Linked DNA regions of Mus musculus: region 2 is linked to region 1. Evidence: chromatin loops called from intact Hi-C (ENCODE). Cell type or tissue: gastrocnemius. All regions are shown on one strand. Each heading gives the region's core, and the rest is flanking DNA. Links, peaks and the distances in the headings are about the cores only. Region 1 has its middle 22 kb from the start of Poc1b. Region 2 has its middle 120 kb from the start of Gm40750.

Region 1 (2,917 bases), core at 136-2,635:
GCTGTGAAGAGATACCACAACAACTCTCATAAAGGAAAATATTTCAGTGGGGCTGGCTTACAGTTTAGAGGTTTAGTCCATTATCATTATCCATTATTATTCATGGCAAGAAGAATGGGTAGCATGCAGACAAACATGGTGATGGAGAGGTAGCTGGAAGTTCTCTATATGTGGATTGGCAGGCCACAGGAAGAAGGACACGCTGAGCCTGGCTTGAGTATTTGAGACTCAGTACCAGTTCCCATGACCCTATGGGGGTCAATTTCATTCAAGCCACCACAGTAATTAACCACCAGTGTTACATATTTACTTGGTTATAAACAAAAGTCCCATCCCAGACAGACCATCTTGTAAGACAGCTGGACATAGTTTGATCAAGGGCACAACTCTGCTTTCCACGATCTTCTGTAGTCTGCCCTCCCTCCTCTCTAGTTTTCTTTCCACACTAGCGGTCTCCTTAGTGACGAGGTGGTTGCCAGTGACAGGTGCAACTGGGTGTGCCCCCTCACGTTGGAGGGGACAACATCCCTTCCCACAATCATATAACAAAAGCACTGAGCAGAACACGTGTGAAGAAATCCCCACGGTTCAGGAGATGTGTGTGGGTTGAATTAGGCATTATTAATTAATCTAGTCACAGAATGTAATTAAACTACCCAAGATCTTCCTAGACACTAAAGAAAAGGTGAAGACAGACAAATATATGACAGCTACTTCATAGGATAGAAATTGCATAGATGCCAAGCACATAAGGAAAACAAAACAAAACAACAACAACAACAAACGTGTACCAAAGTTTAGGAAGACCTGGTTAGAAGCAGCATTTTAGTGGAAGGCTTTAAATAGAGAGTGAATTGGAGCTAGGTAGAGGGAAAGTAGGTTATGTAGGAATTGAACAAGAGACAGTAGGGCCTGCCTGCTGGAGGCATTCTGGAGAGAATCCTAAGATATACACAGTATGCTTACATTGTGCAAACTTCAGTAATTGGTTTATTGCTCACAGGGTATTGGGGAGGTAGGAGAGAGAAAAGACTTAGGTCAAAGATTTTGCATACAGTATCAGTAGAACCCAACAGGAACCAGAAAATAAAGCATACTCAGACTGGCTAGTGGGAAGAGCATGACCCATGGGCTATTTACAAAGAAGGGCACAGCCAGGACTAAGGGACACAAGGCTGAAGACAGAACTTCCACCGCGAGGCTAGCTAGCCTCATCAGGAAGTCATTTCTGTGTCCAGGGAGCTGACACCAAGGAGCTGGGCATGGTAGAACATGCGGGTTTGCATGGGAGCAGCTGTGGGGTTGGGTAGAGGAGCACTGCCCACCTACCCCTAACAGCCCGGCTTGGAGGAGTTGAGAGAAACAGTATCTCAACGATGCATCTCGGGTGACTTTTACTGGTTAAAATCAAGCTAAGTGGTGGTGGCAAAGGAAGGTCATCAGCCTGGGGTCCAGAACAAAGCAGAAAGAAATGGAAATAGATCTCGAAGGACAAACAGAACACAAGAGGAGGGACCAACCTTTGGAGGGACAAATAAAACCACAGCACAGATCTTGTGAGCGGTAATGTAGCAGAGGTTTTGAGCCCCGCTGTCCTCTAGAGGGCGCTCCCGGACTTCACTCCTTCAGGAGGCGAACCTAGATTGCCATGGGCGCAAGGAAGGAGCTTTTGCCTAGGCAATGGAGTCTGGCGGAAAAGAATAAAGGGATTGGGGTCTGGGATAGAGATCTTCCCCCTTCGCACTTATATTCACCACACCGGGACTGATGTGCAGCAAACAAAGCCAGAACTAAGTATCTGCTGTTTGCTAAGTTCCTGATTTCCGCTAAGTCATTGAAGCAGGTAGAAAATAATTACATTACAGAGATGAAGCGAGCCTGCATTCAAACCGCGCGCGCGCATACGGTTGTGCCCTGTACTATCTCGCTCCCATGCTACTGGGTTAGTCATTCGGGCCAAAGATTTCCCTGTCTTCAAGGGCTTAATAAAGTCAGGGCTGTGTCTGTAGAAAATAGAAAATACATCTAACAAGAACAAAAAATGTACAAAGAGCCAAGAGAAGAGTACCCGGCAGATTGTTCATGTTGCAGGGGTGTGTGCTGTATTTCTTCTGACACATGGCCAGTCTTTGGCACTCTTACAGCAGGAGACAGAGCACGCAAATCTGGGGCTTATTCAAGCCCAAGGGAACCCGGAAGGCTAGCCACAAATATGTCAGCAATGGCCAAGGCTGTAGGAGCAAGAGAGGTTCTGGAAGGTTCACTTGGTCCAATTCAGTTTCTGACTTTGAGACCAAAGTTCTAATTCAAGAGTGTCAGAGAGTCTCTCACTGGGTGTTCTAACGGATGGATTGATAGTGGGTACCTGACCCATATGCTAAAAGAGACTCTCGGATTGCAAGGATGGACTTAAAGAATGCTGCGACAAATGACATCAGCCATTGACTGTGGATGAATAGGGGAGGAATCTGGTGCCAGACCAGCATTCTTTTACTTAAAATAGTCCCTCCACTGCAATAGCAGGGCAGGACTACAAGGTCCTGATAATAGCTACGGATTAAGGTAGCAGTTCCAGTTTGTTCCAGTTTTAGCACTGATCGACTGCGTCCTAGAAAATCCCTTAACTTTGGTGCCCATGAGCCAATGTCATAAGATTTTTCTCACTGATAATGGAAAAAAAAAAAGAAGTCCAATCAATAATGATCATTGTTTTTGCCTTGGACGGTTTCAGGATGTGAACATGCGTTTTATTCTGGCCTGTTCAGACTTCTCCGTATTCCCACAGTAACTGACCTCTACCCTCCTCTCGGCAGCTTTACCTGCTGACCTATGAAGTATTGGAAAGGAGCCCTCAAAGTGCCTAGCTGAAGAGCATTCCACACAGGGACAACTTACACAGCTGTGGGCACTGTTAGCA
Region 2 (2,917 bases), core at 295-2,794, 400 kb after region 1:
ATATTGAGTATTTAAGATACAGAAAGATAATTCCAGCACTCGGGAGGCAGAGGCAGGCAGATTTCTGAGCTTGAGGCCAGCCTGGTCTACAAAGTGAGTTCCAGGAAAGCCAGGGCTATACAGAGAAACCCTGTCTGGACCCCCCCCCCCCAAAAAAAAAGATATAGAAAGATAACAGTTCTTTTTTTTCTTTCTTTCTTCTAAGCAGGTGTATGTAGACATTGAGTCCACAGGTTCTGCCTGGTTAATAATTATAAACCTTCAGCCATCTTACACAGATTGTTTACTTTATGGTCTATAAAACCTCCATCCATGATTGTGGGTTGACTCCTATTGTACATAAAGGAAAACTGGTAAGTTTCATTGAATGTCCAACATGGGCAGACTCTACTCACCTTCTGATAGGGTGTTAACAGCTGACCCTATAAAGCCATTTTTAGAAAGCAGAGAATTTTGCATTCTAAAATATTGTTAATATGTTTTATTAAATTTAACCTTCTTTTTTGCTATGTAGTCCAGGTTTGCCTTGAAGTCCTAATCCTCCTGTCTCAGCTTCCCAAGTTTTGAAAATATAGGCATATGCCCCTATTCCTGGTTTAAATATCACCTTTAACTTTAGTTTTGCAAATGCAGAAATAAAAGAGATACATTGTTAAGACTTTTTCTAGGGATAAGATGGTTAATAGTTAATAGTTAATAAGATGGTTAATAGATATACTTAAATTTTAACAGCCACAGTGAAAGATTTTAATATCTGTCTTTCCAGTCATTTGTCATGATGTCACTTTTGAAAGTGAGTTAATAAATTAATTTTTAAAATGAAAATGAAAATAGATAATTAATTAATTGTATGGTACTAAGGACTGAGCCCAGGACCTTGGGCTTGCTAAGAAAGCACTTTGTTAACTGGGCGACCTCCCTGCAGTCATAAGGCCAGTATATGACCTAGAAAATTCGTGATCTTGTGCTTTACTGAATGACATGCTTTAGTGATTGGCACTTTCCCATTAAATAATTTATACAAGTGTTGCAGTTCTGCATTTTCCTAAGTCATATACTCAGATGTTAGTGATGAAAAGCTCTGAAATTCTTTGAAAGGGAACTTACTTGCAATCCCCACTTGCTTTGTAGACAAGAAAAAAAAAAGTCAATGGTAAATAATGTAACTTAGGGCCAGAAACCTGCTTCTCAGAGATTTCGTTTCCAAGATATTGACAGAATGCCTTCACACTCCTAAGCAAAGTTTAAAGATGACATTCCATCAAAGGCAGACTGTTTTCTTTTAAAAGCACCGCAAAAAAAGCCCACGTTGCCTTTTACAGACGAAGATAACAGCTTAACCAAGACAGAAAGTTGTGAGTGGTTGTTTATCGATGGCTATTGCTATTGTAGCAGGACACAGTGTCTACTAACCCCAGGCCTGTTCCAGGGAACTTTATGTTTTCTTCACCAAGAGAAAGCACAGAGCTGGTTCCCTGAATGTCAGGGCACCATCCTCTGCACGGAAAATGGAACAAAGAATCTTGTTTTTTTTTTTTTTTGTTTTGTTTTTTCCATGTGCTTCTGTCTCTTTGTAACTTTGCATTTGTGCCGTGTCCCCATTGTGACCCCATTGTCCTTTCTTTTGTATTTTTAAAAAAATTTAATCTCCCCGAGAGGCTATCAAGTTCTAATTGATTTCATAAGGCAGTGAAATAACAAAAAATGTTATTATTTTTTTTTTCTTGAGGGATTTGGAGCCCTGTAAAAAGTGCTTTCTGGTTTTGTGACCCCTTTCATTTCTATTTCGCCATTCAAAATATAAGAATAACAAAAAAAAGTTTCTTTGGAAGGTTATTAGTGGATTATACAAAATATGGTCTGAGAAAGTGCGAGTTTTTTTCCCGTCTCTAGAAATGCATGTTTTTTTGCACGTGCAATCTGCATTGCTTTAATCTCAGCTCTTGATGGCTCGTTGCTGAATATCTGCTCAGGTTTTCATTCTCCCCATCGATGCTCACTCTTAATGGAGTCTGTTTTTCGCTCTTACTCTGTATTCTATTTACCATTTTCTCCAAGAACGTTTTTCCAATTCCCTTTTGCTGGGGAATAAGTTAAAAGTGCCACAGAGTTCATTTAAGAAGCAATAAAGGAGTTAGTCAGCAAATGAAAGAATAGTAAAATAAAGAGACTCATTTAAACTGCTTACAATCTTGCAAAGAAAGATAAAAAACCAATTTGACAGATCATGGAATTTGAAGCAATAAAACTTGGAAGCTGCCACTCATATTAGCTTGGACCCCACCTAGAAGCCCTTTGGACGAGTGTGAATGGAATGTGCCCGTTGACTCAATCCGGGCGGGCGAGCGTGAGGGACTTTTAGTGTGTCTCTTCCTGTACTTTGCTGATTTCCCTGGGACATTCGCTTAGGAGGGCAAGCTGGATTCTATGGTAACCAGAGAACTACACTGACCCTGTTGCCAGGAAAGGTATGAAACACAAAACCAAAACAAAGCAGGCAGGAAGGAAGGGGCTTCCCCCTACGGCTGACTCGAGAGATGTCAGAGGAAACATAAAAACACAACTGTGAAGCGCCAGCACAGTGTTTTCATATTTATAGAGAAGTGACTCGGGTAAAGCAAGAACTAGTATATGGTAAAAACAGCCGGTCCCCTCCCTCAGCACGGAGGGCTGTTTTTTATCCCACAAGCAAACATTTCCATGCCACTGTTGAATAGCTAGGATTTATGGAGAACTGATTTTATCCTAGGGACTTCTGTTTAATTCACAGTCCCCTTTAAAGGTAATCTTCATTTTGTCTTCTAGGTTCATCTGAATTCAATTTAGTTAATTAATCTCAGTATCGCCATACAAAGACCGGTAGTGGTCCATCCGCAGCTTGGTCCAGAGAAATCTCTTTGATAGCTCTTTAAATACT

The links. Hi-C counts contacts between places; a loop is a spot of excess contacts. Peaks named below come from ENCODE experiments on the same cell type or tissue, not always from the same donor. Only the 100,000 strongest peaks of a DNase experiment are listed, where the experiment ranks them.
Region 2: it touches region 1 in a loop (2.6-fold over the local background); 2 of 42 quality-filtered maps call a loop at or near these places.

Annotation. Positions count from the first base shown.
Region 1 is chr10:99,083,793-99,086,709 of GRCm38, reverse strand. It overlaps the pseudogene Gm51755. Among named protein-coding and RNA genes, the nearest start is that of Poc1b, 22 kb to the left of the region's middle. In gastrocnemius, for the core only: a CTCF peak has its summit at 1,610 (motif pointing right); DNase peaks (open chromatin) are centred at 1,612, 1,904 and 2,106.
Region 2 is chr10:98,683,926-98,686,842 of GRCm38, reverse strand. No RefSeq gene overlaps it. Among named protein-coding and RNA genes, the nearest start is that of Gm40750, 120 kb to the left of the region's middle. In gastrocnemius, for the core only: no CTCF peak of the experiment used is centred there; no DNase peak of the experiment used is centred there; H3K4me3 peaks cover 1,187 bases; H3K27ac peaks cover 1,538 bases.